6 separate regions of the Mus musculus genome follow, and regions 1, 2, 3, 4 and 6 are each linked to region 5. The links are chromatin loops, found by intact Hi-C in ENCODE. Cell type or tissue: heart. All regions are shown on one strand. Each heading gives the region's core, and the rest is flanking DNA. Links, peaks and the distances in the headings are about the cores only.

Evidence for each region. Hi-C counts contacts between places; a loop is a spot of excess contacts. Peaks named below come from ENCODE experiments on the same cell type or tissue, not always from the same donor. Only the 100,000 strongest peaks of a DNase experiment are listed, where the experiment ranks them.
Region 1: a loop joins it to region 5, with 2.0 times the contacts of the local background. A loop is called at or near these places in 2 of 42 quality-filtered maps.
Region 2: it touches region 5 in a loop (2.1-fold over the local background); 9 of 42 quality-filtered maps call a loop at or near these places.
Region 3: a loop joins it to region 5, with 2.1 times the contacts of the local background. A loop is called at or near these places in 6 of 42 quality-filtered maps.
Region 4: a loop joins it to region 5, with 1.9 times the contacts of the local background. A loop is called at or near these places in 6 of 42 quality-filtered maps.
Region 6: it touches region 5 in a loop (2.7-fold over the local background); 2 of 42 quality-filtered maps call a loop at or near these places.

What each region holds. Positions count from the first base shown.
Region 1 is chr14:30,941,895-30,947,054 of GRCm38, reverse strand. It overlaps Itih1 (inter-alpha trypsin inhibitor, heavy chain 1), which reads left to right and starts at 3,766. Exons shown (of 22, transcript NM_008406.3): 1 at 3,766-3,896; 2 at 4,141-4,161; 3 at 4,429-4,595; 4 at 5,027-5,131. The coding sequence starts at 3,789. In heart, for the core only: a CTCF peak has its summit at 2,982 (motif pointing right); DNase peaks (open chromatin) are centred at 2,554 and 2,964; H3K27me3 peaks cover 266 bases.
Region 2 is chr14:30,862,496-30,867,655 of GRCm38, reverse strand. It overlaps Stimate (STIM activating enhancer), which reads right to left. Exons shown (of 8, transcript NM_028839.4): 2 at 4,728-4,776; 3 at 3,132-3,227; 4 at 912-1,033. Among named protein-coding and RNA genes, the nearest start is that of Mustn1, 14 kb to the left of the region's middle. In heart, for the core only: a CTCF peak has its summit at 2,143 (motif pointing right); a DNase peak (open chromatin) is centred at 2,105.
Region 3 is chr14:30,822,660-30,827,819 of GRCm38, reverse strand. It overlaps Stimate (STIM activating enhancer), which reads right to left and starts at 2,226. Exons shown (of 8, transcript NM_028839.4): 1 at 1,930-2,226. The coding sequence starts at 2,089. Sfmbt1 (Scm-like with four mbt domains 1) reads right to left here. Exons shown (of 21, transcript NM_001166532.1): 21 at 5,099-5,160. In heart, for the core only: CTCF peaks have their summits at 1,738 and 1,963; a DNase peak (open chromatin) is centred at 2,249; H3K4me3 peaks cover 1,762 bases; H3K27ac peaks cover 1,395 bases.
Region 4 is chr14:30,785,152-30,790,311 of GRCm38, reverse strand. It overlaps Sfmbt1 (Scm-like with four mbt domains 1), which reads right to left. Exons shown (of 21, transcript NM_001166532.1): 8 at 4,397-4,498; 9 at 2,705-2,855. Among named protein-coding and RNA genes, the nearest start is that of 1700087M22Rik, 9.7 kb to the right of the region's middle. In heart, for the core only: no CTCF peak of the experiment used is centred there; no DNase peak of the experiment used is centred there.
Region 5 is chr14:30,713,582-30,718,741 of GRCm38, reverse strand. Sfmbt1 (Scm-like with four mbt domains 1) reads right to left here and starts at 3,127. Exons shown (of 21, transcript NM_001166532.1): 1 at 2,867-3,127. In heart, for the core only: no CTCF peak of the experiment used is centred there; DNase peaks (open chromatin) are centred at 2,031 and 3,091; H3K4me3 peaks cover 2,914 bases; H3K27ac peaks cover 2,054 bases; H3K27me3 peaks cover 1,362 bases.
Region 6 is chr14:30,879,534-30,884,693 of GRCm38, reverse strand. Mustn1 (musculoskeletal, embryonic nuclear protein 1) reads right to left here. Exons shown (of 3, transcript NM_181390.3): 1 at 5,079-5,160; 2 at 3,945-4,077; 3 at 3,084-3,770. The coding sequence starts at 5,087. The coding sequence ends at 3,664. Among named protein-coding and RNA genes, the nearest start is that of Mustn1, 2.9 kb to the right of the region's middle. In heart, for the core only: a CTCF peak has its summit at 3,149 (motif pointing right); DNase peaks (open chromatin) are centred at 3,163, 3,463, 3,523, 4,183 and 1 weaker place; H3K27ac peaks cover 940 bases.

The sequences.
Region 1 (5,160 bases), core at 521-4,520, 230 kb before region 5:
CATCTGAGACAACATCTATTTTACTTCTCCCTAAAAAGACAACTTTTTGTTGTTGCTAGTTTTTGAGACAGGGTTTCTCTGGGTAGCCCTGACTGTCCTGGAACTCACTTTGTTGACCAGGCTGGCCACAAACTCAAAAGTCCGCCTGCCTCTGCCTCCTGAGTGCTGGGATTAAAGTCGTGTGCCTCCACTGCCTGGTTCCTAAAAGGACATCTTTGTCCTTTGGGAAATCTTCCCCATTATCCCTTTCTAGAATGTTCCAGATTCTCCTACTGTCCTGTCCACACTGGTTTTCCTTTTGAGTACTTCTGCTTTCTACTGGTTTGATGTCTCCCAGGGTTTGGTGCTGTTTGTATCTGTGCTTTAAAATGGACAGACAGAAGGACGAACAGACGGATGGGCAGGCAACAGACAGGCAGGCAGACATCCATATGCTATGTGGATGGTGAACAGCTGTTTACAGAAGTCTCACACAGCCAGCCCCATAGGGACCATGGATGAGGTGAAGAAGAAGAGCGGGGAACGAGGATGGAACAGTGTGGAGCATGGTGAATTTTTTTTTAACATCCTTTTCACATCTTTGTTTTTTCTTTGTTTTTGTTTGTTTGTTTGTTTTTTAGCACTACTCTGGATTAGACCCAGGGCTTCTCAGCTGCCCAGCAAGCAGTCTGCCACTGAGCTGCACTCCCAGCTGTATGAGTGACTTTTGCTGCCATCACTAAATATCTGCCGAGAATCCACTTAAGGGCCTTTGGCTCACAGCCTGAGGGTTCAGTCCATCATGGTGCAGAGCGCACAGCATCAGGAATGGGAGGCAGCCATCTTCCCAGGCCCTCAAGCTTAATCCTTAGCAACCTCATCTGCTTCCTGTCTATCTCCTCTTCCCATAGCCACGATTGGGCCAATCGCACTCTTCATCCTAAACATGGGGTTTGGAACAGTAGCTGACTCCTGGGGGAAGTTGAGAACAGCAATGGAATGGGGCATACAAGATGCTCACACTGGTCATTTTCCCCTCTCCTTGTCCTTTTCTGTCACCTGCCACCCCTGGAGCCAAATCAGCATGCTCCTCGTTTCCTTCTGTGAACCGGATTTGGCATGACTCATCTCTCTCAACAGCCAAGAATCTGCTTGTGTTCCTTGCTGTCCCAAGCTTCCATGGACCCTTGATCCTCAACTGATCCTCTTGCCTCAGTAGCTGGGACTGCAAATGTATACCACAGTAACTAGCTCTCAGCATTCCAGTCTTGGGCACCTCGGTGTTTTCCATCCCACAAGCTAAGGGTCTACAGATACTCCGTCTTAGTTTTTTTGAACTGTCAACTTGACAAAGCTTAGAACCACCTGAGTCTCAGTTGAGGGATTGCCCAGAGCAGATTGACATGTGGTAGTGTCTGCAGGGGGTTGTCTTGATCGTTAATTGATGTAGGAGGGCCCAGCCCACTGTGAGCAGCACCATACCTTATGCAGGTAATCTTCAGCTAGCTAAGCATGGGTCCATGAGTGAGCCACCAGGTAGCATTCTTCCATGGTTTCTGTTTCACGTTCCTGCTTGGAGTTTCTTCCCTGGCTTTCCTCGATGACGCCTTGTAACCTACCAGCTGAAAACAAGCCCTCCTATCCTCTAGTGTTTGTAACAGCAACAAACTGAAACTAGAACCCACTGGTTCCATCCAGTTGATCCTGATCACTTGCCAAAGTTCCTTCTCTCCCAATGTTCACTTTCCCAAGTGTCACACTTCCCCAGACACCTTCTGATTCCCACGGAGATGAGTTCCCAGGGTCTACAGATCTTTAGGCATCCCCAGCCTCCAGACAGTCCCTAGGATTCACTGTTCCACTGGTTTGTCTCCCTTCCCGATCATATCAGGGCAACTAAGTTCCATCATCCTTGCACCCCAGCTCCTACCATTGTGCCCAGCCCACCAGGCTCTTTTTGTGCTGCTAAAGAACAAAACAGACCCTCAAATGTACAGAAGCATGCTGACCTGTCTAATCTTCCACAAAGGCAGAAAACAGGTCAGAAGGTCACCCTGCCCCAAGGCCAAAACCCTTTTCCCAGAAGCTGCCTCTGGGAGACAAAGTCCAGGATAAGCAAACAGCTCTTCTGCAAGGTCCCCTTCATCTCACCAGGGTCACATCCCAACCCAGGTCATAGAGTGACCTAACCAAATGACTGCAGCTGTCCAGTGGATTGTCGGGGACAGGGTTTGCACATAAAAGCTGAGCCACTTGTTGGGCAAGCCAGGCCTCTGAGGACTCTCCCCTCTGGGGTCTCCACTCTGTTTTCCCGGCTTTGTGTCTCAGGGCATATGCCTACCTCTCTACATGATGGGCGCTGGAGCCTGAGACCTCAGTTCAAGTGTGGCTGTCCCAGAGACACATGACTAGACCTTAGACAGTAAAGAACAACTGCTCGAGGCTTCCAGAGGCCTTGATTCTAAGAAGGTGCTGCCATTGGTGTCTTCCATGGTGACAGCATGCTGGCCTGGTGGGAGCAGGACAAAGCTGACTTCTGTTTTTCTTTCCAAATCCAGCAAGAAGGTCAGCGAGATGATGCAATACGCCCGGAGCATGGGTCACCGCTGTGCTTCCCCCAAGCCTCCCGAATCATCAGAACCAAATGTGTCACTGGGTGTCATAACACCCAGTCACATCTGTGGCCAAAGCATGACTGGAAAGTTTGTTGAAGAATTCTGGACGAAAAGCTTCATTAAGCTTAGAAATTCTATTGTATCGCCTCTGTCCTCTTGCCAAAAGTTAACTGTATATGAGACTGGTGCTGCCTGGTACTTGAGACAGGAAAGGAAGCATTTGAGGGCTCCACAAGCCTTCTTGACGGAGTGCAGATAAATACACAAGGGCAATCTGGAGTCTGGCAGGGACTTTCCACAGCCCTGAGCTGCCTGTTTACAAGAAGAAAGTAGTAACTGCCATGGTTTTAAAAGTTATTTTTCCTACATGTGGGCCTATGCAGTACCCACAGAAACCAGAAGGGGGTGGCGGTTCCCAACACAGGGGCTGACAATTAAACTTGAGTCCCCTGGAAAGGCAGCAAGACCTCTCCGCTGTTGATCCAGCTCAGCACCCTTCCTCACCCATGTTTAAAGACAAGATCTCATATAGCCCAACTGGTTTCCCAATGTAGCTGAGGCTTGTCTTGAACTCATCCTCCTGACCCCACCTCCCTAGTGTTAGGATTGTAGGTGTGTGCCACCAAGCCTAGCTGCCATGAACACTTTTTGTTGCTTTCTCTCTCTGTGTGTCTGTCTCTCCAACCATCTCTCTCTGTATGTGTGTCTGCCTGTCTTTCTGTCTCTGTCTCTCTGTCTCTCTGTCTCTCCATCTCTCCGTCTCTCTCTCTCTCTGTCTCTCGGTCTCTGTGTGTGTGTGTGTGTGTTTGTAAGTACATTCATGCCACAACCCATAGGTGGAGGTCAGAGGATAACTTGAGGGAGTTAGTTCCAAACTCAGGTAGTCAGGCTTTATGGTAAATTTCTTTACCTGCTGAGCCATCACCCAGGATCTGCAAACTTTTTCTTCAACTTCACTTAACATGTTGAGATATATATATACATATTCCCCTAGGAATTAAATCCAGAGCTTAGTGCATGGCACCTACCAACAACGGTAGACAAACCATCTACCAGTGAGCTACGTCCCAGCTCATTGATTCCCTAAACCCTGCTATTTGCCTCCGCTGTGTCTAATGTTTAAACTGTGTTTGTCCAGCACAGTATTAACTAACAGTCTGAGGGAAGTGACGGGGAATTGAGAGCCTGGAGATCATGGAGGGTGCCACAGGGCTCCGGGTGCTGCTGTGCTTGCTGCCGCTCCTCACTCTGCAGGCCAGGCCTGCTTTGGGCTTGGCAACAGGCAGACCCAGGGGCAGTGAGGTATGTGAGTAAGCCCTTAGCATAGATAGGCAGTTGTCCCTGCACTGGGCCCCGGGGCTGCAGCTCCTGCATCAGGGACATGAGCCTCCCTCACCCACTGATCATTTCTTCTTGAAGAGGAAGCCTCCCAGCGGCAGGAGGGAGGTGGAGGAGGAGAGCACACAGACCCCATTCCCACCCTTAATAAATGGATCAGGGTCCCTGAGCGTCCCCACTCACACTTAGTGGTGGTTTTGTTTTGCAGAAGCGACACGCTGTGGACACTGTAAGTTATTTGGCCAAGGGGTCCAAGATGGGGCCCTTACTACAGGTTTGCTTTTTCCCATCCCTGTATGCCTCTGTCAGTGCAACAGGCAGGGGGCTCCCATCACTTGAAATGTGACCTCATGTCTCCAGCAAAGAAAGAGGGTCTTCTTGGGAGGTCTGGTGTATTCTTTGGGAATCTGGGCACTTTGCTCTAGAGTGGGTAGAGTCCATTATTATTATTATTATTATTATTATTATTATTAATTATTATTAGTATTATCTTCAGTCAGTCAATGGTGTGTCCATCAAGAGCTTGAAAGTCAATTGCAAAGTCACCTCTCGCTTTGCCCACTACGTCATCACCAGCCAAGTGGTCAACAATGCTGATAAAGCCAGGGAAGTGGCTTTTGATGTGGAAATCCCCAAGACAGCCTTCATCAGTGACTTTGCCATGTGCGTGCGTGCCCTGTCTAACTCTTACACTCTACTCCACTTGTGTCCACTCACCTGTTCAGCCTGAGTTCAGAGTAGTGAGATCTCACTTGGGTCATGGCCAGCCCCAGCTTAGAGGGGTAGGAGGAAAGAGGTCCATTAGAGGTCTCACCTCCCACCTTACACAGAAAATCAGAGCCTCTGACTGCTTGTTTTCAAAGCTTTTGACTTGGGGAGCAAATCCAGTGAGTGATGTGGCCTCTGTGACTATGGTTATCTACTGACTTCCTATGGGTCCTCTCAGCAGTGGACAGTAGAGGCAGCAGACAGCAGAGACTCCCTTTTCAAGGAGTTGTGTGGACAGGGTCCTAGGCTCAGAATACTCAGTACAAAGGACAACCCAGGCAGTGAAGTCAGGCCACCACTACTGGGGGCTTTTCCCTTTCATGCAGAACATCAGATGGGAAGGCGTTCATTGGGGACATAAAGGACAAAGTGACTGCATGGAAGCAGTACCGGAAGGCAGCCGTTTTAGGGGAGAGCGCTGGCCTTGTCAGGTAAGTTCCAGGCCTTAGTGGCCAAGCTT
Region 2 (5,160 bases), core at 610-4,609, 150 kb before region 5:
ACGTCACTTAACTCCTAGTTGCCTGTTTTATAAATGAGAATGATGTCAGACTGGTCCACATGTGCTGTGGCCATTTCTGTCCCGCAAGCTGAGAACTCTATGGGTTTGGACATCTTAGAAGCCTCCTTCCCTTGAGTCCTGAGGCACATGCTATGTTGGGCCCTATCTTAAGTCACTGACTCACTGGCATCAAGTAACAGGCTAAGAAAAGCCCTCCCCTGAACTCATACTCCCTCACTGAAGACAAACAATTACTTAAGATTTCTAGAAATACCCAAGGCACTCCCCAGCCAGCTCCAGCAATCATGTGCCCTTTTAAACTGTCATTCTCTCAGAGGTCTTCAACCACCTAGAAGACAGTAGGTCTCTGGGCCCAGAGCCATGGCATGGAAGGAGTGTGGATCCAGATTGTACACACTTGTCCTGGCGCCCTCTTGTGGTGAGCTCCTAACACTGCTCCTTACGAGTAGCTCCTCACCAGGATCTCCTCACTAGGCAAACGTTCTAGCAGAGTAATCGGGTGACAGGACAATCGCAGGATGGTAGTGGAAAGAGGGACAGGCTTTCACCTCACTGTGGACAGCCTTCCCAAACAACAGCTGCTCCCATCTATCTGATGTGGTGGGCAGGGGACATGAACTCTTTGGGAAGCTCAGCAGGACGAGGTGGCCCTGCAGTCCTGCATGTGGGACCAAGTGCCTCTGGGGGAAGGGCTGTCTCCTGGCTTCTGCAATTCTTTTCCCCCACAATGGAGATCTTGGCAGTGAAATACTTGCTCCCAGCTCCTAGGAAAGTGAGTCTCAAGCCCTAAAGTGAACTTCTCTGTGTCCACACAAGAAGACAGTGAACAGCCCAAATCCTCCTGACTTCAGAGTCCCCAGCAGGCCCTACCCAGTGTCCCTGGACATTACCATATTCTCCAAAACGCAGGGATTCCCACTGCTGCCACTCCACCAAGACACCGACGGCGCGTACGCCCACATAAATGAGCAGCATGCCTACAGTGGCGTCCAGAAGAAAGTTGATGAGGTACCTAGAAAGAGAGGCCATACCAGCATGGTCAGGGAATAAAGCCACTAAGCTGTGGCCTCACTGTGGCACTTACCAGGGTCCCAGATGAAGGCTAACAGACCCAGCCTATGTTTGGCTTTACTGAGGGAGAGTAGTACTCCAACATGCAAGAGACTACAGAATGGTGGCTTCCATTTCCAGGAGTCTGAAAAGGTGCTAATATCAAAAACTTGAAGAACAGGAAAGAGAAGGACAAAGAAGCTTTATAAACTTCAAGTGTATGTGCCAAGGCCAAGATTCAGCAGAAGACAGCACACCTGGAAGTAGCTAAGGGAACCGAGGAGAACAAACCCCCATCGACAACAATAAGTCCATCGAGTGGTTCTGTTCATCCCGGTGTTTCCAGGCCAGGGAGGTGGTGTAACTGTGCCACTTTCCTAGGGCATTCAAGGAAAATGGTTTCTGAGACTTCTTAGGCAAATCAGGCAGGGTCGCACAGCTGCATGTTCAGCCCTGTCTGTAACCACGTGTGCAAACAGTATTTTTATTTTTTTATTTTTAGTGATGGAACCTAGCACTGTGTGTATGTGTGTGCGCGCGCTAGGCAAATGTTCTATCAGAGCTATAGTCCCAGATGTGACTTTTATACTTCAATGAGAGAGTTCTGCTGCCCCAAGAAAAGGCCAGAGGATTGGAGAAGGGAACATGGGGAGGCATGCCAATAGTGACCATTCTTATAAGGTTGGCTTCCACTTTCCTGAGATATAACCTTGTTTTCACCAAGGTAAAGCCCCTTGTTTACCTAGCCTCCTTCTGCGTAGATCCAGCTGAGCACCACTGGACACAGGCTCCAGTTACTGAGGCAGACTAAGATGAAAGTGAGGCCATGGAGCAGATAATGACCCTGTGATACTAAAGGGCTTTGAACTCCCTGTGGATAAGCTCAAGGACCGTGCAAGACTTGGCTTCAAGGAGCTTCCAAGTTGCTAAGGCTGAGACACTTTATGTAGACCAGCAGACCTCTGCCCCCGTCTGGGCTTTGTGATGTGCATAATACTGCAACACGGGGCCAGCATACTGTGCTTGGTCCCCAGAACCCAGAGCACTGAGAGGGAGGCAGGCAGCTTGCTCTTCCTCCTTAAAGACACAAGGGGTCACTCTCAGACCAGAATCAGAAAGAATAGTCCCAGCTTCCAAAGCAGTTTCCATTCTGGCAGGAGGGTCCTGCTCTGACACTATCTCTAATTGGTGTAGAAGGATATTCACACCTGCAGGTTCACATCTGAGATGAAGCCTGAAAGATAACAAGGACAATGGGTATATCCAGTCTTGCATTCACTTATATACTTGTCAAATACTTCCTGAGCCTACTGTGTGCTGCCCTTGGAAGCCAAGACCAAATTTGACTCTGCATTTAACACAGAGGATTCATTTAGGCATTAGAGCATCATGGGGGTACTGATGTGTACAGAGTACACAGACTGGTCTATGTCCAGCTTCACCATGTCTGCACTGTGTGAACTTTAGGTACTATAGCCTTCTGGTACCTCCCACTTGAAGTTGGAAAAGGGAAGTAAGAGTTGGAATTGGAGTGAAACCTCTGCCACTCTGTCTGCTAGGGGAATGACTATTCCTCCTCCAGTAAGATGTAAAGTGTTTTAGGGCATGGATAAGGTAGCAGACACATTGCTCTGCACCTCATGTGGAAGGCAGTCCACACTGACAGATGGATGCTCTGTGTGTCAGAGAGGCCAGTGATGCCCAACGATAACTTTGAACATCTCATAGCACAGGAAACACCCGTGTGCTCTGCATCTAGCACACAGCCGTTCTTGAGTGTTATCCTTTCCTGATGAGGGGCTGCTGTGAACTTGGGCACTAGAAAGACAAAGGACTGAACTTAGACTGATGAACAGAAAGCCAACACACAAGGTAACTGTCAAAGTCCTGAGAACCAACCAAAAGTGGAGTGTACAAACTCATGAAGGCACATACAGGATGAAACTAGAGAGAGGAGAAAGGATGGGTACCTCCCCCAAGCTAGAGAGCTGTGCTGGCAAGGGAAGAGAAGGCCAGTCCATATCTTCAATGGAGGTTAAGTTCAAATACAAGCCACTCACAGTGAACAAGGGTCCTCTTCAGTGAGATCTGCTAGGTACACATTTGCAAAGTGGATGAAGAGCATCCCTATGGCTTGTTTGGAAGTGTCTAAAAACCTGCATAAAACAGAACCAGCAAGTGTTACCAACCGGACAGGAGAGCAGCAACCACCTTAGGGAAAACAGACCAAGTCTGTGGCCAAGCCTCATAACCATCCCTACACCCAGAGGCCAGGAGACACCAAAGGATACCACGCAAAACACACAGAGGGCCTAGACCTAGGTGTTCTCGGTGTTCCTTACTAACCGTGACAGCAGGACTAAATGCCCAGATTCGGGAGACTCAGTGACAGGCGAGTACAAGTAGGAATTCTCAACATACAGGAGGAACGTCCTTAGCAATCAGTGAGTGCATGGGACAATTATAAAGCACTTTTATTGACATGATGATGGCGTCGCTACTGAAGGGGAGTGGAAGTCTCATTAGGGCAGGAGTAAGCTTACTGTAGCCCACACTGCTACCAGAGGCCTGCCTGTCTCCTTCCAAATGACTTACTGTTTGGGAATTTTATCCTTGGAATCTATTTCTGAAGCTTTACTACTACATAATGAACATACAACTGCTACTGCAGGGTCATCCTACACAAAGTGAGTATGCTTGATATTCATGTATCTACATTAAACACTTGATCTCTGCCCCAGACCCAAAGTCCAACCCCCTGTAATGTCCCAAGTGCCAGGGGTGTGAGGAATATCTTTTTGTTGTTGTTGTCGTTCCAGGCTCCCTCACAGAGAGAGGTCTAATCCTTTGGACTGTCCTGGGTGATAGGAGTATAGTTTGTTCTAAAAAGGTGTCTGTAGTTCCTAGAGAGCTTTAGGGTGGGGCAGGCCACTGAAAGACTGAGCCATGAGTAAATAAGCCCCACCATACTCCAGGGAGAGGAGAAGGGCTACGGACTACATTAACAACCCATAGGCCTCATGAGCCTTAAAACACAGTCCTGGAGTGTTCTGGAACCAGTGAGCAAATGAATTCATTCACAGAGAGGATGGTGGACATAAGACCCATGCTCACAGAACTGGGCTCAGGAATTGGAACATCCCAGCTCACTGAACAAACGGCTTCATCTAGCCATTCACTCATCTGCATGCTTTATGATAATCCAGGGGATGTAAACACTGTTTCCTTAAGTTTTGAGTCACATCTGGTGAGGGGTGTGATAAGAATCTCTGAAATATGACTAATTTCCAAATAAACTTGTATTTGATTACACATACAGGCATAATCTCGTAACAGTCAAGATGGAGAAGCTCACAGCAGAGGCTGCTCCGTTCACATCGTCTTCCATCTTCCAGCACTGAGAGCAGCATTATAAATAAATGTAGGAATCAAAAGTTTTTGAAAACAAAAAACAAAGCAAAACAAAAAAACAGAACTATTTTCATATTATACAGCATTCGTATTAACTCAACTGAGGGATCCCACTACTTTATTCGGTATGTAATTTCTCCTGTTCCAAGTTCTACCTATCCCAATACTCCACCATCAGTCCCTAGAGCAAACTCTGACACCTTGGCAAGTGCTTTCTCGGGGTGAGCCGGCACTTTGGTACGTACCATATCCTCCACGGCCGTCTTTCATGCTTTGGTTCTCTGAAGCGTTTAACTGAAAGAACAAACAGACATTGGGAGTTTCTCAAACCAACAGCAACACAAAGTCCATATCCAAGGTGTGTTACCACTGTTATTTACATTGCTAAGTTAAAACACGTAGTGTGGCAGCATATTTTGCTCAGTGAAGATTACAGAGAGCCTGCACTGCGGTCTGTCGGCAAGGACGCTTCAGAACTAGATACTCCTTCCTGAACCACGCCTTCTCACAGTGTGTGCAAACCTGCATCTTCCCCTGGTGACAGAGCTCATTTAGGTGATGACTAGAAGCACCGAGGGACAATGTAGTTGCTTCCAGCTCTAGCATATGTTCTAGGACAACACACCCACTCACCCTGAGGCTTACTGTACTCCAAGCCAGACACCGGGGATACAAATG
Region 3 (5,160 bases), core at 445-4,444, 110 kb before region 5:
CTTGGCTTGCTCTACAGGATAGACCCAGTTGTGGCCATCTCATCTCTTGTACATAACACTACCACTCACTGGCCCAGGGCCTTCTGCCATGATCATGAAGCCCTTCCATATCGAGCCTTCCTCTGCACAGGAATGGACTTTCTCACTTAATATATGCTCGCAGGAAGTCCTTAGCAACCCTGGGATGTGTGCATAAACTCACACTGAAGATTCAGTGAGGAAGTGAGTCCCCGAAGACTTGCAGGGCCAGTACCACCACTCTGAACAAATCTACCCTGACAATTCTCATCGGTGAGCAACTCTGTCCTGACATAATGGCATGTCCCTCTCTGAATCACAAGTGAGCCTGGGAGTCACACAAATCAAATCCATGAGAACAGTCAGCTCCACACTACAAAATCCCAGGTTTTGCATAATAAAAATGAAGCCTATAGTTTCTTGAAAAAAGACAGTGGCTGGAGGAGAGAAGAGTGGGAAGGAGCAGAAGCCCATTCATAGTATCCTGAAAACACAGGCACAAAAGAATCTGCACCTGTCAGCAACCGATTCTGGTTAAGTTGTCACAAACTATCATTTTGAGAACAACTACACATTAGTTTCAGCAGAGAAAATGGCAAAGAAGCAGTGGCAAGTTGGGCACTTCTTGTTCAAAACCAAGCAGCCATAAAGAAATAGTGGTCAGAATCAGGGGCTATCCAGGGTCGCTTGAAGCCTGGGCGAGTTTGCCCAAAGAAACCTCTTGTTATAAATAAGCAAGGATAACCCTACTGCATCTGCATTCAGAGCTGCAGCAGGACACCCCCACCCCCAGTGAAGACTACATCCTGCTGGAACTCCCCATTCTGCCCACAGAGCACAGTTGTGAAAACATGTCAGTTTTGGAATTAATGCCTCTATATAATAGCTTAGTTATAACTCCTCTCTAACACATCACAGGGACACTCTCAGGTCTACGTGCCAAGAGAACTCCATCCTTTAGTGTCTGTGTGTGTGTATGTGCCCATCAGAGAAACAGCACAACCTCCCAACCCAAGGGCAAATATGACCCTTCCTCCAACCCCCATTGGGCAACAAGGGCCATCTGTGACTTCCTTCTTTACTATAAAACTCCCCAAGAAGTGCCTCTGAGACTTTCCCGGAGCCTCTAGCCTCCTCCATCAAGTCAACCAGGAGGGTTGTCAGAGTTTCACGAAAAAAGAGGAAATTTAAAAATGTAAATAACAAACGTGGTTTGGAAGAACAGCAAGCGGAAACTTCAGATACAACTTAATTGGGAAAGCTCAGGACAGAGCTGAACAGGTGAAAAGGGAGGCTGGGATGTGGGTACCGCGGCAGTCAGAGAGGATCTTCCCTGAACAATAGAGGGAGTAGGGCTGGGGGTCGCGCAGCAATGTGGGAGCACCGACTGCACTGCCCTAACACTACAGGTGGGTGTGGGTGAGTCTCCCCACACCCAACAGAGAGGGCAAACACTGGGAGTGAAGGTTCAGAGAGGAGCCCAGCATTAGGCTAGCAGACACTTAAGGGTGTGGGGGTCTAAGAGCCAAGGGGAGGAAGGCTACGAGGAGCCCCTGAGAAGAAGCTATGGGGGGGGGGGGGTAATCTCGGTCCATACCGAAAAGTGAGGTAACCTTAATTTGCGACGGCAAAGTGGGAGGGGACCAGATTTAGGCTGACATCAGACAAGAGACAGGTCTAAGGTGGAGGTGGTGAGGGGCAGGGTCACTCCTGGCCAAAAGCTCTCAGCCCAGGGTCCCGGACTCCCTTCTAGTCTCGAATAACCAGCACCGTCTCGCGGGAGAGGGAGGCACCGCAGCCCAAGGGCCCGGTGCCCAGGCCGGAACTCTAAGGGCAGGAGGGTCCCCGGGGTGGGGCTGGGACTGCGGCGGTCGACGTGGGGACGGGGAGGGGCTGGGGTCCCGGACTCACGCATCAATGTGCTGAAGGCCACGACGCCGAGCAGCCCCTGCAGGAAGATGCCGAAACTGTGCATGAGCGCGCCGCTCTCACAGCGGCCCGCCCCGGACGCGACCGTGGAGGCCGGCCCGCTCGGCAATCCGCGGCTCACGTTCCCTCCCGGGCCTTGCATGGCGGCCTGACGGGAGGGCGCGAGGGGCCGCCGGCCTCGCTGCAGCCCGGGTCGCGCTGCCCAGCCGCGACCCCGGACCTGGAGCTGGGTGCCGGTATCTCAGCCCGCGGCCGCCTCCGCGCCGCGCGTAACCCGACGTCCGAGATCGTAGAGCTTGATTGGTTGAGCCAGGCGTGAGGCGGGCTTCGATTCCCTCCGGGGCGGGGCTCTAGCCAGGGCTAGGGGCGGGGCTGGAGGAGAATCTCTGCAGGTAGGTAGAGCAGGTGAGCCAGACTGTGTAAAAGGAATCCCCAGAGCCCTGTGTTCTAGGTCATGAGAGCAGTGTCAGGGACAGTGATGGAGTCTGTTGCTAAATCCCTTTCCCCTCCAAGGCAAATCTATAAATGCCCTGGACAATTTCCTAAGAATACTCCTACATTCTGCCCTCAGATTCGGTTCACTACTTCGGAAGTGGAGTCCAGAACCTGAGGCAACATTATGCTAAGGCACGGTATTGAGTACAATAGTCTCAGCCGTCTGAGGTCTTCTTCCCACGCCAGGGATTGAGTGTTCTACTTTCATGGTCAAAAGCCAGAGGATTCAACTCACTATTCAAAGCTCCAGGGTGAATCCCTGTTCCCAAACATAATTTGTGGGGGTTTTGTTTTGAAACAGGCACTTTCTTAACCCTGCCTGTCCTCAAACTTAAAACAAGGACCTAGAAACAATGATGGCCTTGAACTCCTGATCTTCACACTCACGCACTCTAAGTGAATTATAGGTAGGTCTGTGACACCAGTCTGTCTGGTTTTGCTACTTTGCTTGAGATTGGTCTTGTTGAATTGTCCAGGCTAATCTGAACCTTTGGACAAAAAAAATGATCTTTCCACCTCAGCCTCCGAGGTAGCTAGGACTGCAGTTAAGTGCCACTACACTTGTCCCCCACCCCCACTTTAAATGGTTACTTCAATCCAGCCACTTTTCGCTTTATAAAAAGGGTGAGTTTAAGTGCAAAGTCAACATGCACAAGTCCTTGCTCTGTTCACTTCTGAGATACAACTACAAATAGAACGGATTTTGTTTTGAGACAGCATCTGGAACTCATTATGTAGCCCAGAATCTGCCCGACTTTCTCTAAAGGCATATGCCACCACACCCAGTCTGGTTTCTTTTCTTTCTTTTTTTTTTTTTTTTTACCTCCAAACCACCGGTGTGCACAGACTCCAATTTAAGTTTGTCTTACTACCCAGACCCCTAGACATCTCTGCTGTCTCTCTAGACACCTCTTGCTGGTGCCCTAGAGCTCTGACTTGTCTGCTGCATGTCAATGGGCATGTGCATGGTACAGGTCTAACCTACATCAAGGTATCTTTTTGGAACAATAAATACTAACTTTAAAGACATTTCCTCAAGAAGTTCTAATTATCAAAGAGGACTAAATGCTTTCCAAAGTTTGTTTGTTTTATTTAACAGGGATATAGACTCTGCAATCCATAGGAAATGCAATTCTGCAGCCTTTCTCTTACCGTCTCCTCGCACACCGGTATGGATACTACTCTCTAGCCCTGTGCCATGAGCTGCTGCCTAGGCGGCAAGCCACCTGTCTGCCCATCTCCACTGCACCTTCACCTTCTGTGTGCTCTGCTCCACCAGCACTTTCAGCTGTATGTATGTTGGTTCAGACAGCTAGGTCTCTCCCCTGGTATGAGCTTTCTAAAGGCAGAGCTAGTGTTGATTCACTCTTGGCACAGATTTGGCACACAGCAAATGTAAATTTACCTGAATTTTAACTTATGTATATTTAATTTATTGAAATGTAAATTTATTTAAAGTTTTTTTTATTGAAAAAGATTGTGAAACTAAATGAACGTATAAGGGAAATGTAAAGTCCCATCATTCCCTTTAAGTCCGAGAAGGACCTTACACACTAAGCACTCAGCAGTTACAGCTCATGTTCAGGGAGAGCCAGAGGATCTGTGTGTTAAAGCAAGAGAGGCCGTGGCTGGGCACAGGGAGATTACTAGTTGAAGACACAGAGTTCATGAAAAAACTGCACACACAGCTGACAAAAGAAGTCTGGGAGAAATACCGCTCTGCACACTCAGGTGTGACACTGCTCTGCACACTCAGGTGTGACATCACTCTGTACACTCAGGTGTTGACACCGCTCTGTACACTCAGGTGTGACACTGCTCTGCACACTCAGGTATGATATCACTCTGTACATTCAGGTGTGACACCGCTCTGCACACTCAGGTGTGACACTGCTCTGCACACTCAGGTATGATATCACTCTGTACACTCAGGTGTGACACCGCTCTGCACACTCAGGTGTGACACCGCTCTGCACACTCAGGTGTGACATCACTCTGTAGACTCAGGTATGATATCACTCTGTACACTCAGGTGTGACACCGCTCTGCACACTCAGGTGTGACATCACTCTGTACACTCAGGTGTGACACTGCTCTGCACACTCAGGTGTGACACTGCTCTGCACACTCAGGTATGATATCACTCTGTACACTCAGGTGTGACACTGCTCTGCACACTCAGGTGTGACACCAATCTGCACACACAGATATGACAACTGCTCTGCACTGTCAGGTGTGGATGGTTCTCAGGCCTACAGAGTCTTCAGAATTTGAGAACAGAATTCCCAGGTCTTAGGGAGTAAGAAGGATTCTGCTCACCCCATCTCTTCTTAGTAATTTGAAAAACAACAAAATGAAACAAAACAAAGCCTATCTAAATCCAGAAGGGATAGGCAGGACACCAAGGGGTGGAGGCTGGGATAGCTTCTAGATTTGTATTTAAGTAGGAAGGGCCTCTCTTACTCATTTCAGAAATGATTCTCTGAGGCCCTACTAAGAGTTTGGAAGAATGTACTCCAGCTAAAAGCCTTTCTTACTGTAAAGTTAGCACAAATGAAATTAGATTAATACCTTTCTCATAGCCACTTAAAACTGTCATATAACAAGTTTACTATAAACTTATTTGCTAAAAAGAAAGAAAAGCACGCATATATTCACTCAAAATATTTTTGTTCTGTTTTTAATCCTTAAAAATTATACCATCAAACTTGATGGGAG
Region 4 (5,160 bases), core at 334-4,333, 72 kb before region 5:
AATGACTTTTTTTTTTTTTTTAAAGACAGGATCTCATGTAACTCAAACTATTTTGGAACTCAAATAGCCAAGGATGACCTTGAACTTTGACCCTCCTGCATCGTCCACTTCCAAGGTCTAGGATTGCAGGCATATACCACCACACCCTGATATAATACTGTTTCTAGATTCCTGTACTACAGAGTGTGTCTAATATTCTTAGGGATGAAGAAGATAGTGAGCACAGGGGTGCAGCTGGATATGAGAAATAATTTCTAATGTCTCTACTAAGCTAGGATAATTATGGGTGACAAAAATGAACTAAACACCTAAAATTACTAATCCACATCTACTAAAAAACTAGTAGCAAGGATTCTGACTGCTCACAATACAAAGAAATAACATTTTATCTGACAGATATGTCTATTACTACAACCTGATCATTATACGTTGAATCTGTTAAAATGCTAACCTGTCCTCCAAAAATGCATATAATGTGTCAGTTAAGAAAACATTTTAAAACTCTAAATGCTCTTATATAATCTGAATCATAAATTCTACTCAGACTAAAAGAAACAACTCTACTTCAGCAATCTATCAAGGATCTTGGCAGAAAACTAGTGTCTGACTCAGCCCCATCTGTGGGGGAGGAACTGTGTGGTTGAGGTCCACTTTGTCTAAATTGTTCTGTCTCAGAGCTTAATCACAGGCTACCCGACCTGTGCCTTCCTACAGGCAATAGTCTCTTTTCTGCTCCAACAAGGGCCTCAGCTCTTCCTCTGATCCAGTCTCACTTCCTGACAAAACATCATTCTCTGACATGTTTCTTTCTTAAATATTTTTATTTTTATATATGTATAAGTGTATACATATATGTGTGGATGTATTCACACATGTGCTGGTAGCTGTAGAACGAGAGTTGTAGGCGGCGCTGAGCCCTGAGATGGACACTGAGAACAGGCCTTTGGACTGTGGCAGAAGCAGCAAATGCACTTAGCCACTGGGCCTTCTCTCAAAGCCCCCATGTCATTTTCATTTACATAACTCGCTATTTCCCCTCTGTTACAAGGTCAACTGGCTGTCTACAGTATGCCTAAAACTCCTGTACCTTTAATACTCATTTCCTACCTGTTCATCCAAAGGTAGCAAGCAGTATAAAGAACTTGATATATCCTGAGATTTCCTACAAAGCAACACGTTCTTAGTTTAAGTGTTCAATAGCACACCTTCCCACCAGGTGTCCCTGTGCTCTGCTCACTGAAGGGAGAGAACCTGGGAAGCCCTGTGCGTGTTTCCTCCCACACAGCTCTGGAAAGGCTAGATGATCCCGTCTCTACCTCCTCAGTGATGCATTCATGTTCACAGCAAACAGTGATAAATGTTTATTAACTGAATGAAGGCCGGGTGGAGGCCGTTATGAGCCAACGCAATGTCCCACCGTTACCCTCCAAGTGGAGCCTTGCTTACCAAATACCTACGACGTCAAAACAATCTGCTTTGCTAAGAAGAGAGAAGCAAATAAACATCTGACATTTTCCAGAAACTACAAGTTTAAAATACTAAAAGTTCCAGCCAAATGTAGTGAAACGATACTTCAGTGCTTTAATCAGAAGGTCAAATACCATATTTCACAAAGTTACAAGAACAAGTAAAACGAGCTGTTACCCATTTAGATCCTGATCATAAATTCCCTGATTAGTCACCTCCATTACAAGGCAATCATCCACCTTCTAGCTCTGGCCCTAAGAAGCCAGATTTAAATGCTCAGTGTTTATCAAGCCTACTGTGCTAATTCATTTTTGTCAACAGAAACACAGACATATCTGGAAATAGAGGGATTGCCTCCATCAGGCTGTCCTGAGGGGGGGGTCTGTAAGGCATTTTCTTGATTTGTGATTGATATAGGAAGGCCCAGCCTACTGTGGGCACTGCTACCTCTGGACAGGTGGTCCTGGGCTGTATAAGAAAGCAGTCTGAACAAGCCATAAGAAGCAAAGCTAAGCACAATTCCTTTAGAGTCGCTACTTCAGTTCCTGCCTCAAGTTCCAGCATCAACTTCTTTCAGTGATGGGTTTTAAGTATAAGATGAAATAAACCCATTCCTCTCCAAAGCTGTTTTTGGTCCACAGCTTATCACAGCAACAGAGAATCAAACTGGGCACAGTTACCCCTCTGTGACCTCCCAACAGATTCTAAACGGAACAAACAAGGGAACCAGAACAGAATCCAGGCTTGAACACATCCTTCTACCTGGCTATACAGATACATGTCAAACAGTGAGAAAAATACATACTGACACTTTACTAGCTTATGACTTCAAATACTGCATAATAAGCTGGGCATGGTGGTGCATGCCTTTAATCACAGCACTCAGGAGGCAGAGACAGGTGGAGCTCTGTGAGTTCAAGGCTAGCCTGGTATATATAGTAAGTTCCAGGCCAACCAGAGCTACAAAATAAGACCCTTTCTAAATAAAAATATTAGAATCCAGATCTCATTTATCTTATTTTGGACCTCCAAGATACTCAAGACAGAAGGTATAAAAAAAAATCTTGGCAATGCCATCCAACACATATTTCAAGGGCTAAGACTGGTAGATTAGGAATTTAAGGGCATCAAGTGTCATATAGTGAGTACACACACTCTGCTACACAGTGAGACCCTACACAATTAATAATGATAATAATAATTTTGAGAAACAACATGGAAGAACTCAACTCCATACCTGGAGGAGGATTGATATGTAAACCATTCTTTAGACTCCACTGCACAGGAAAGATACCAGGACTGTTAGCATGGCACACAAATGATCGCCTTGTATGGTCTTCTGGCCGAAGGTCATCCATTTCCACTAGAAAGTACTTATCATCAAACACCTGTGTAATCAACAGATGAAACCGACAAGTGGCTTATGTGTGCTATACACATACACACACACACACACACACACACACACACAAACATATGCGCTCTCTCTCTCTCTATTTATATATATATATATATATGTATATATATATATATATATGCACACAAACATATCTAACACATACATATTTGTACTTTCCTTAGCACAATCAAACATGTTATATAAGTTCATTTACATTCACAATGGACTATTGAAATATTCAATAAATGTTAGTTTTAGATCAGGTACTATTTTAGTTAAATGTCTTTCAGTATTTACTCAGTTTTACTTTTTGTAACAATCTAATGAGGGAGGTGCCATTTTCAATTCCATTATTTAGATAAACGAAATTAATTCAAAGAAAGGTAAAGTAATTTGCCCAGGTTACATAGTCAAGAAAGTGCAAACTTGACTCAAGCCAAGTTATTTGTTTCAAAGCAAAAGTTAGTTTAAGCTTAGCAAGGGGTCAACTCCATTACTAGACTAAGTTCAAATGGCAGAATGAGAATTAACGAATTCCTCTGGAACCTAAGCAGCCTGCACTCTCCAGACTCCAGACAAGGTTGGAAGGTCTTAGTCTGAAGTCTCACTCTCTGTTTCTGTCTCTGTGTCTTAAAGATCTGTCTGTATTTCATTGCGTTCATGTGTGTGTGTCTACATGCCATAGGGTGCATGTGCGGAGAAGAAGCTGCAATCCTGAGTGGTTATGAGCTACACTGTATAGATGCTAGGAAGTAACTGGTTCTCTGTTAAAAGCAGAACTGCTCTCAACCACTGAATCATTTCTCAAGGTTCCAAAGGTCTTTAGGACAGGTTCAAAAATCCCTCATGGCTCTAGGAATAATCTTCCACTAGTCAAAGAAAATGCAAATCTCAAGTCAGACAAGACTCTTGGTAACTATTCCCACATAGTTATAATCCACCTTGGGCTCTACTTCCACTAAATAGACTTCTGCTCTAGACCTGAACCAAAATGCTATCTATTCCACAGTACCTCAGTAACTGTGCCTTGACAGTGTGGTCAGCTGCTGTGGTTACTCTTAAAGAGTCTTCATTTTATCAGCGGCTAGAGAGATTAAAGTCTGATTCTGGACACACAGCTGCAGCTATCCTACTGATGATGCCAATTCTGTGATTCCCACAGGTCTCTCTGTTTGCCCCTGGTTAGATAAGTGATGGCACTGACTGGATTCATGCTTTATAAAGCCCACAGCCTGCAGGCCAGTCAAACACTTTTTAGTTGTACAAAGTAAGACTTGCCCTAAACAACATTCCCTCTACTACTTTGATGCCCTGACTCTGCTCTGCCTTGGTTGCACAGGACTACTAAGCTCTGAAACAGAAAGGGCACACACACACAAATTGTACAAAACAGCACAAACATACAGAAGTGATTCTGCTTTACAATGAATAGTATCAGTATAGCTTAAAGGTAAATCCACCGTAATTTCCTCAACTAGTCATCCTGATAGCAATTCTTTCCAGAAGAATAATTAATTACTCCCACTTCACCTTAGCAATCGTTGCAGGAGAAATCCCAAAAGGAGACCACGGGTCCACAGCTTCCAACTTCATGTTTATAGAAAATTCATGGGTTCCAATAACTTGCTTATCCTGAAATGTATACAACAAAGACTATAGTACAGCTGAATTAATTTATACTTATATATAGTTGCATGTTTCTGATAATGAATCTCCACTGCCATGAGACTGAATATAGAACTGCTCGGTGGCATGCTTCCGGATATGCCTTTGGGGAATTTCCAGAGAGGTTTAACCAAGGAGGGAAGAGATATACTGTGAACATGGAGACTATCACCCTATGAACTATGGTCCTAGACTGAATCTGAAATGGCACAAATGAGCTCAGTACCAGCATTCGTTCCCCTTTGCTTCCAGCCTGCATGTACATTGTAAGCAGACACTTCAAGCTTCCCCAGCTATGATGCTCTACGTCCCTTCAAACAATGGCCCAACTAAACCCTTCACTCCTTAGGTTGCTTTGTCTCCAATGTTTCATCACAGCAACAAGAAAGGTAATCTAGTTAATTAAAATAACACTATTGTTAATGGTAAATCCTGAATTTCCCCCCTGGGAAAATCTATTCAGAATAACAACGATGATGATGATGATGATGATGATGATGACGACTCATAGAAAGTATTCCTCTCTATATTTGGTATATAATGGACATCTGAAAGAAAAATCCAATTTATTTCTAAACTAGCTACAGATATGTACATAAGACTAGAAAACAGAAAGCTGAATGGTGGGG
Region 5 (5,160 bases), core at 703-4,702:
GACATATGGGATGTAGAACAGTTGGAGTGAGGGGTGGGGGGGAGATAAAATCTGGAGTGTAAAAATTAGATAAATAAAAGACAAAAAAAGAAAAGAAAGCCAGGTGTGGTGGCGCATGCCTTTAATCCCAGCACTTGGGAGGCAGAGGCAGGTGGATTTCTGAGTTCGAGGCCAGCCCCTGATCTACAGAGTAAGTTCCAGGACAGCCAGAGCTATACAGAGAAACCCTGTCTCAAAAAACAAACAAACAAACAAAGAAAATATTAGTAAACTAAAAAAAAAAAAAACTGTCATTTTAAAGGTAGTTAAAGCAGTATACCCATATTATGAATTCACTAGACTTTTAAAAAAATCAATTTTCATTCAATTGTCTTTGCAAATTCTAAGCTTAACAAAATTAATTCATCTGACACCTTTAACTCTTAACTTGTTCAAAAATTCATAATTTCTTCCTTCAAACCTACTCTCTACAAATCTGTATCCCAAAATGGGAAATGATATAATAATATAACGACTATAAACATAAAGACCCCCAGAAACCACAATCCTAACACACCAAAAACTGCTCAGTTAAAAATGTCCTCCTGAAGCCGGGCAGTGGTGTGGTGGCGCATGCCTTTAATCCCAGCACTCGGGAGACAGAGGCAGGCGGATTTCTGAGTTCGAGGCCAGCCTGGTCTACAGAGTGAGTTCCAGGACAGCCAGGGCTATATAGAGAAATCCTGTCTTGGGGGGGGGGGGGAGTCCTTCTGACCACAAAGACCAAAGGTCATAGTCTTAAGACCCTGTAGATACTGGAACCCTACACCAGTACAGCATCAGGACCAAAATGACATCTCCAAGGATACCTGCTATCCTTCAATAGTTAATACTGCCCTTTCACGTTCTAAAGGGTCCTGCTTCAGACAAGATCCATTGGTTGAGTTAGAAGTCAGGCCAGAGGTTGCCTTAGGGAAAGGGCAGGTGTTTACTCAATTAGAGGAATCCCTTGGTGGGGGGAGGGCTGGAAATGCTCTGTTCTGTATCTTAATGTGTATATGGCCATCAAGACTTATGCATATGTAAAACAAGGCCGAACTGTCCTTTCCCGATTTCATTGTTAAACTGTGAAAGGTGTAACTTCTTAAATATATTGAAATGCCTTCTTTAAAAGTCTGTGTTCAAATAAAGTCCACAGAATTATTCTGGATTTAGCTAACAAGATGTTTTTTCCAATCTATTTTTAAAAAGACACATATTGTGAGTGATTTTATGTAGATAGAACCTTTCAAAACTTTTTTAAAATCTCATTTTAAGAAGTCTCCAAATTTTAGAACCCAAAGCATGGTGATCTACTTATCCCACTTTTGCAAATAATAAGGAAGATAAAAAAAAACAAAAACAAAAAACAAAAAACTACACTGGGTAAGACACCTACCCAAAGATAAAGTGGCTCGCCAATGGTAACTGAGTAATAACCTTATAACACAACTGGCTCCTTCTCTCAGGTCCCTCTAGTTCCAACTGGCTGTTCCTGACACTGCAAACAAATCTGAACTCTGACTCTACCTGTGGCCTAAGAGAGTTCATTTGCTGCGAGTTAACAGGCCCCAATGTGTACTTACGAAAACACGTTCCTCCTCCTCCACCCCATCTAGACAGCTGACACAACAGTTACACGCTCAAAGCATTCATTTTGCTTCAGATGAAATAAAGTATGACATCTTAAAAATCGCGGTTCAGGAGAGGCCATACGCAGATAATGACTAATTCCATGTTACTTCCTTCAGATCTTTTTGATGAATACAGCAATCACAAGACACACACCACTTGGGGCCAGTAACTGCTGTGAGTGACCCGCGGGGAAGAGCGCCCACCAAGTTAAAAAAAAAAAAAAAGCCCTACAGGACGCGTCCCACCCCACTGCACCGCAAGCTCTAAAGATGACCTGGCTTTGACAGCTTAGTTTGAGACCCCACGCGAACAGCTGGCATCTCGGGGGGGAAACTTAACACGACGTCTATCCTTTCCGCGGGAATTTATCCCGAGTCTCACAAGGCTTTTCTGCTCCGCAAAGAGCAGGCCTTGCTTCCCAGGACACAGGGCTCGCCCCTCCAGCGTCTTTACAGCGAACAAAACAAGACTTGGGAACAGAAAACGAAACGGTCACGGACCTGCCGAGCGGCCTCAGGACGCTCCCCAGATCCGCGCAGGGGGTCGGGCGGCGGTGCCTCCCCAGGCGAAGCGCCTGAGAGGCCGGAGCCACCGGTTGCGGTGGAGGCTCAGACTCGGCCACCGCGCTTGCTGTCGCCGCCGCCGCTGCTGCTGCTGCCGCTGCCGCCGCCGCCTAGGCCCTGAGAAGTTGAGCGGCCGCGCGGGCTGCGGGTTCGCGCCCCGCCCGGAGCGAGCCCGGGGGGGCGGGTCCGCGGGGGCTCGGCGGGAGGCCGCTCGATGGGGGCAGGGGACCGGAGCCTGCAAGTTGGGAGCCCGCTACCGCCACCCGGCCACTTTGGCCTCTCGCGCCCAGCTGGGCTGACGCGCGCCGCTCGCCCGTTCTCCCTCTCTCTCTCTCTCTCCCGGCGCCGCCGGCCTCCGCCGCGTCCGCGAGGTGCCCGGGCGCGTCCCCGCAGCCCCCGCCGGCCGACGCGCCGAGCCTCGGGACCGCGCCAGGCCGCGCGCGCGGGCGCCGCGTCCCCCCACCCACTCCAGTCGTCCCCCCCGCCCAACGCGCCGCCGCCGCCCGTTGGCGCCTCAGATCGCGCGCTCGCTGCCCGCTGGCTCCCGGCGCTTCCCGCTGGCAAAGTTGCTGGGCCTCTTTGGGAGGGCGCCGCACCACCCCTCAGGCCGCCGCGCGGGAAGGCCCAGCCGGCCGCCCCGCTTTTTTTACCTGACGGGAGTTTTCGCGCGCGCGCTTGCTCGCTCTCCCCGCTCGCTCGCACGCCCGCCCGCTCGCTCGGTTTTCTTTCTTTCCTTCTTGGCGCTCGCCCGCGCGGGGCGCCTTTTCCGCTCGCGCTGCTCGCGCCCTCCTTCCTGCTGAGCCCGGCAGAGCGGGGCGGCCGGCAGCTCTCCCCGCCCCCCTGCACCCGCGCTCCGGCGGAGGCGGCGGCGGCGGCGCTCCGCGCTCCGACTCATTCCAATATGGCACGGACGCAAGGCGCATGCGCCCGCGGCCCCCCCACTCCCTCCCCCAGCTCCGCGGTCCTCCCTCCCGGCAACCCGCGCCCCTCGCTTCGCGCGCGTGGCACTCCCGACCCGGCCTCCCCAAGCCCACCGGCTCGCGGAGCTGGAGCTGCACGGGAGACGACGCGTCCGCGGGCCCGGGTCCATAACCCGCCGCTTTGCTCGCGTCCCCCTGTCCGCACCTCGCCGAAAGACACCCGCGAGGCCGTGGCGCTGGGCGTCGCGGCGTGAGCCTCTGATCCCCGACGGCGCCATGGACGGAGAACGGCTTGGAGACGGCGTCCTCGGGCTCCGGAGGCGCGTCCTGGCCTTGCTTGGGATTCTGGAAAGAAAGACCTCACCTCGGGCTTCTGGACAGAGCGGCTCGGGACCCCGCGAAGTCCCTGATCCATCCGTCCCTGGCGAAGCGCGCCACTGTAGCCCGCACGTGACCACCTCGAGCAAGATGGTATTAGCAGAGAGGCAGCAGTTCTGCAGGTCCCCAAGGGGCGCATACCGTGGCCGAGGGAGCTGCGCCCGCCCGCCGGACCACGTCGGGAATCCTACACGTTCTTTGAGATCTAGCAGGGCACTCTAGTGCTCGTCTACCGAGTCCGACTCGAACGCCTCTACGTACCTCATGTCCAGGCTCAGTAAATGAGTTGTCCTGCCGCAAAGGGGCACAGGTTGACCTAAGAGCTTCAGGAGAAGCTCAAAAATGCTGTGAATCAGCCTCGAATCGGAAGGTGCCCACAGGCAGTTACGTTCGGCTACTCAACCCTTCTTCAGCGAGCACAGGTGTCAATAGGAAGCACACCCACCTGCTCCAGAAAGTTCCCTCAGAAGAAAATCCCAGCGCCTGTGGGATCCCGGAGTGCCAATGAGACCAGACTCTCCAGCCTAAGATGGCCTCAGTCAGGGGCTCCTACTCAAGGAAGACTCCTTTCTTTTAGAGAAGAGGAGGCGAGACACACACACACACACACACACACACACACACACACACACACACACACACGAAGGTCTTGGGATGCTCCCATTAGCATCTTTCTCATGTTTTTGGGCAACCTTGGGAAATATGCACATTACAAACGCCAGATGATTTTTTTCTTTTTGTAAGTGTAAGCACCATTGAAAAGACAAAGTAACAAGAAAAAAAAATAAAGAAGAATATAAAAGGATATTCAATTATTGCTACACAATTTGAGCTCCCACCCACCCCCTCCCAACACCCCCCCCGCCCCGGCCAAAAACAAAAAACAAACAAACAAACAAACAAAAAAACCCTTCTTCATAGATACATGCTTGCAAGCACACATTTTCATTTATTTGCTACTATGACTAACATTTTTTGTTTGCATGGTCGTTTTTAAGGTATATAGTTCCTGCTTGTGTATTTTATTACATTGCAGTTGTCTGCTAACACATCCATGCGGTCCACAGATGAGCTGAGTTTCTAGGAATGGGAAAGTTTTTAGGTAGAAAGCTGTGAATGGCCCTCTCTTGCCCCAGTTCTTTCACCAGCAAGGAAGAGTGTAAGGAATTGAATGCACATTCCTAAACACTGAGGGACAACTTTTCTCCCCTACATTGAATGATGCCTAGTTTAAGGTGACCTTATTTGGCACTTCTTGGATGACTAAACATTCAAAATTTCCCCATTTGCTATCTGTATTTCCCCTTCTGTACATAACCTGTTGTTCATATCTATTGTCTCGAGTTGAATCTCTTCTAACTTAAAAAAAAAAAGTTTTTTTTTTCTTTTAAGGATCTTTCACTTTTGTTATTGAAGGGAATGTTGCCCCTGTCTGATGTTCTTTTTTGCTTTAGTTTACAGTTCATCTGTCATTCTAGTCCTCTGGGTGTTGGTTGTTTGTTTACTTGTTTTTGTTTTTGTTTTCATTGTTGAATGCCAACAAAGTGAGCTTTCATGCACCTGTCTACTGGTATAATTTCTTTGCATATTTTATTATTCTAAGATCATCTATCCAATCTTAGTTTTGCTCTGTTTTGGAGTAAATA
Region 6 (5,160 bases), core at 725-4,724, 170 kb before region 5:
GGACAGCCAGGGCTATACAGAGAAACTATGTCTCAAAAAACAAAACAAAAAAACAAAAAGAGAAAAAAAATTTTACTTATTTATTTATTTGATATATATGATGAGTACACTGTAGCTGACTTCAGACACACCAGAAGAGGGTATCAGATCCCATTACAGATGGTTGTGAGCCACAATGTGGTCGCTGGGAATTGAACTCAGGACCTCTGGAAGAACGGTCAGTGCTCTTAACCTCTGAGCCATCTCTCCAGGCCAAGGTACCACTTATTAATTGTTGATCTTAGTGCCTGGAATGTTGGTGTTCTATTCAGGAAGTTGTCTCCTGTGTCAATACACTTAAGGTTATTTCCCACTTTCTCTTCTATCAGAATTAGTGTATCCGGTTTTATGTTGAGGTCTTTGATCCACTTGGACTTGAGTGTTGCGCAGGGTGATAGATGTGGATCTATTTGTAACTGTCTACTTGCAGACATCCTGTTAGACCAGCAGTGTTTGTTGAAGACGCTTCCCCCCCCCCCCTTGTATGGTTTTGGCTTGGCAAAAATCAAGTGTCCACCGGTGTGTGGATTCACTGCATGTTCAATTCCATTGATCAACCTGTCAGTTCCTTTACTAATACTGTGTAGTTTTTATTACTATTGCTCTGTAGTACACCTTCAGATCAGGGATGGTGATAACTCCAAAAGTTATGTTATTGTACAGGATTGTTTTAGCTATCCTGTTTTTTTTTTTATTTTTCCATATGAAGTGAAGTTGAGTATTGTTCTTTCAAGAACTGTAAAGAATTATGGGTTTTTTTTTGTATTTTTTTTTTTTTTTTGAGACAAGGTTTCACCATGTAATAGCCTTGCTGTCCTGGAACTCACTTTGAGGAAAAGGTCCTCGAACTCACAGAGATCTGCCCATCTCTGCCTCCCAAGTATTGGGATTGAAAGTGTTTGCCACCATGCCCAGCTGGTTTTGTTTGTTTTTTGTTTTTGTTTTGTTTGTTTTTGTTTTTGTTTTTCAAGACAGGGTTTTTCTGTGTAGCCCTGGCTGTCCTGGAACTCACTTTGTAGACCAGGCTGGCCTCAAACTCAGAAATCCACCTGCCTCTGCCTCCCAAGTGCTGGAATCAAAGGTGTGCGCCACCACTGCCCGGCTTTGTTTTTTAATTTAACTTTTTGTTGATTCTTTGTGAATTTCACATCACCCACCCCAATCCCACTCATCTCCCCACTACCTTTTGCCCTTGAAACCTCCAGCCCAAAGTGGGTAAATCTTGTTGTCAAAGCTGTAATGTGTGACTGTGTCCCACAGTATACTCTTTTGTTTATACTTTTTTACTTGGAGATGTTCACTGAAATGAGTCATTGGTCCCGTTGGAGGCTTCTGGCTCCTGCTATGCTATAAATACTGAATCCCCTGAGAGGGACTCCTCTTGGAAATTCTGTTGTGGCTCTGTGTCTTGGAGACCCTGCATCTTTATCTGTAGGACCAGCCCCTTCACACGCTCCGGCAGTTCATGGATGGGGGAGATGCTGGCATGGGCCAACTCAAAGCCCTAGATCTGGGCTTGGGTGGTAGCTGAGCTGGTCCACCCTCCATCTCTCCTGTACCCACAGCACAAGGCGAGTTCTCCAGCACTGCCCGGGCTAGCTCACCTAATGCCACAGCCAGCAAGGACAGTCAGCTCTCCTGGTCTCATGCTCTCCAGCAGAGCCAGCTCTCTTGCGGTGTGCAGGCAAGGGGCAGGGCCTGTTCTCCCAAATGCTGCAGTAGATGAGGCACAAGGCTAGTTCTCTAGCTCCCATGACCTTGGGGCCAACTCTCCCGCCTGCCATAGGTGGGAAGGGTCAAAGGGTGGCATCTTCCCCTTGCCCATGCCACCACATGTCAGACAAGTGGCAGGGCTCCCATGCTCACACCCTCTGGGCTTGCTCACCTGCGACCCACCCCCACTCCAGGGTCAGCTGTACTGCAGTGCTCAGGAGAGGTGCAGGGGTCTGATCTCTGGAGTGTTGTAGCTAGTGAGGGCAGAGCCAGCTCTCCCTCTCTCATGAGTCCAGAGCCATTTCTCCTGCCTGCTGTAACTTTCAAAGGATGAGGTAGAGGTGGGGGACACCTTACCCTCACCCACTAAGTACTTTTTTTTTTTTAAAATAATAGACACTGTAATAAAGCAAACAAATATTGAATACTTGATGCAGCTGGAGTTGGTGTCCTCTGGTGGCCCTGGAAAGTCCACTCCTGAGTCTACGGACCCAGAAGTGTGGCCAGCTACTGGTGTGTTGTCTTCATTGGTGTGGTTTACCTCAAGGCTGGTGGCATCTGTCCCTAGGACAGGGCGTTGGAAACTTTGAGGAAATTTCTGTTGCTTCTATGAAAACCCTGCCTTCCCTTGCAAGGCTATGGTCAGAGGCCACACTCCTGTGTGTCCGTTCACCCTCCAGGCTCTGGATGGGAGTGGGGTTGGACAGTACACAGTTCTGCTGGGAAGGACATTATTAAGAGGTCCAGTGAGCAAGTGCTGGCTCTGTCCCCACAAGACGTCTGCTCCTCTGGGACCCAGAGGATAGGCCCAGCCTGGAGCCAGAGCTACCTGCCCAGGGGTCACAGGAGCTTCTCAGGAGGAGTCATCCATGAGCCAGGCCCTGTAGGTCTGCTCTCAGGAGCCATTATTGGCCTGCCTGTGTTCTTGCCATTCTAACTGGGCAAGCTTTTAGCTTCCTCAACCTGACACAGCAGACATAGGACACAGGTCTGAGGAGACAGATGGCACACAGCTAGGAACCTGGTGTTCTCATACCCCGGCCACCATGCTGGGGGGCGGGACATGGTTGCTGAGGAGTCTTGGAAACTCACGGCCACTGGCCAGAGGAACCACACCTAGTTTGGGCTTTGAGATGGAGACATACAGTCCAGAGACACCATGGGCAAAGGAGTAAGGATAATGGGCTTGGAGGACCCTGGAAACACTGCAGCACCTTCTGAGGCAGGCAGAGGGAGCTCGGCCTCCAACAAGGTCTCTCTGTTACTGAAACCTGCTTTATGCCATAGACATTAACTCAACTCTCCTGCTGTGCATGATGGGAAACCGAAGGTTACTTTTCCATTTCATTTTTATTTTAGGTACGTGAGTATTTTGACTACAGGCATACCACACGTAATGCAATGCCCGCAGGGGCCAGAAGAGGGTGGCAGAGTTCAATGGTTATGAGCTACCATGAGGATATTTGGGAACTGAACCAGAGTCCTCTAAAGAAATGGCAAGTACTTTTAGCTATGGCACCATCTTCCCAGCCTAAAACAGAGATTTAGGAAGAACTGTCTCCTACACGCATCAGAAAGTCCGCACCAGGACTCCACGGCTAAGGCTCTGCCTGGAACACCTCAGTGGTTCTGAGAGCACACACATTATTCCCTGTCCCACCTCAGAGTCCAGGAAGGGCACCAGATATGCTATGTCCCCACACTTCCCTCTCTTCTGCAGGTAGCGGCCATGGCAACGTCCCAAGGTTGGGGACATTGGGCATACTCTTTATTGGTGTTTCCAAGGGCTAGGGTTGTGGGAGTCATGATGGTTCAAGAGACAGCAGAGGAAAGGCATCTTCCAGCATTACAAAAAAAAAAAAGTTCGTGGGGAGGCTCCTGTGTCCGGGTGGATGGTGCAATGTGCATGTCTCAGCCAAACACGCTCTTGGCTGGTCCCTCTTTGGGCTTCTCAAAGACTGTCTCGGTGCCTGTGCGGTTGCGGCTGAATACAGATGGGGCAGCTGAGCCGGCTTGCTCTGGAGGCAAGAGATGGAGGAGGTGACATCAGGGACCTAAACTGGTCTTCTCAGAGGCAGGGCTCCCTATGCTGTGTGCAGCCCCTCCTATGCCCAGAGACCCTCAACACCTCTTAGCTACCACCGGGGGATGCTTGTGTCTCCAATTCTACCACATGCCCGGGGGACACTCACCGTAGTCCCGCATGACCTGGTATGTCTTAGACTTGATGTCCTGGTTCTTGGCCAGGGTCCCTCGGGCCCCCTTCAGGTCTTCTTCCTTCACAGGGGGCCGCTTCTTCTTGATGGGGCCTTCAGGAGTGCCAGCCTTGGAAAAGTCGAGAGCCTTACAATTCAATGCCTTGAGATGAAGACCCCCCAACTTTGGCGGGGGCTCCTCCTTCCCAGGCTTCCGAATTAAGCCGATTCAAAGCTCACTCCTCTCCCAACTGCAAGTTCCCCGCCACCTCCCTGCCTTCTTAGCCTGACTTGGACATCTGACCTTTCCCCACAGACAGGGAGGGAACTCCTGGGGGTGGTGACCACTGCATCCTCACACTGGCCTGTTTGTCAGGCCGAGTTCAGGACTGGACACAAGGGCGGAGAGCAAAAAGATGAACTCTAAGACTGAGGAGCCCTTGGTAATCTCAGGAATTCTAAGATCTGTTCACAGAGGTGGTGAAGTCCGTAAGACTGCCCCTCCCCCCTTTCCCTAAAACAAAACCACTGATGTTTACTGTGTTTGGGGAGGGATCGGGGTAGACAGCCATGGAGAAAGGAGCAAGGATGACCTTGTTGTTCTTGCCCAGTAGAGCCGGGAAAGCCAGATTTAGTGCTCACCCTTCTCTACCACCCGGGCGGGCGCCTGTGAGGCTGACACCTGATTCCTTCTTAAGCCCTGCAGGCAGGTGCAAGGATTCCCTCACTCAGCCTGGGCTGAGCTCCCAGGGAAACGCAGGCCTGCAGACACACCCTCACAGGGAGACAGACAGATCTATAGGTACAGTCTCCGCCCCTCATCCTTCCTCCAGATTACAAATGTGTACACATCAGGACACACTAAGCCAGCAAGGCTAGCTCCCTCATCTCCATACAAAGGCGCACAGTTCTATATAGGCACTCCCCACCTCCAACCCCTCACACGCCTGAAGTGTCAAGGCCTTTCACCAGAGCCTGGTGAGACCCAGGGTGTCCAGAGGCCAGCCTGGAAGGGCCACGGTGCTTCTGTTTAGCTTTGGCTTTTACTTCAGAGCAGGCACTACTACTTAGTGTCCAGCCTTGCCCTCGCAACTTCCTTGGCACCAACTAGTCCCTTCTGGGCCTCCTTACCTCGGACATGTTGGATGCCAAGCAAGCTCGCTGTTGGTAGCTCTCTGGCAGGCAGTAGCCACAGGAAAGGATCTGCGTGAGG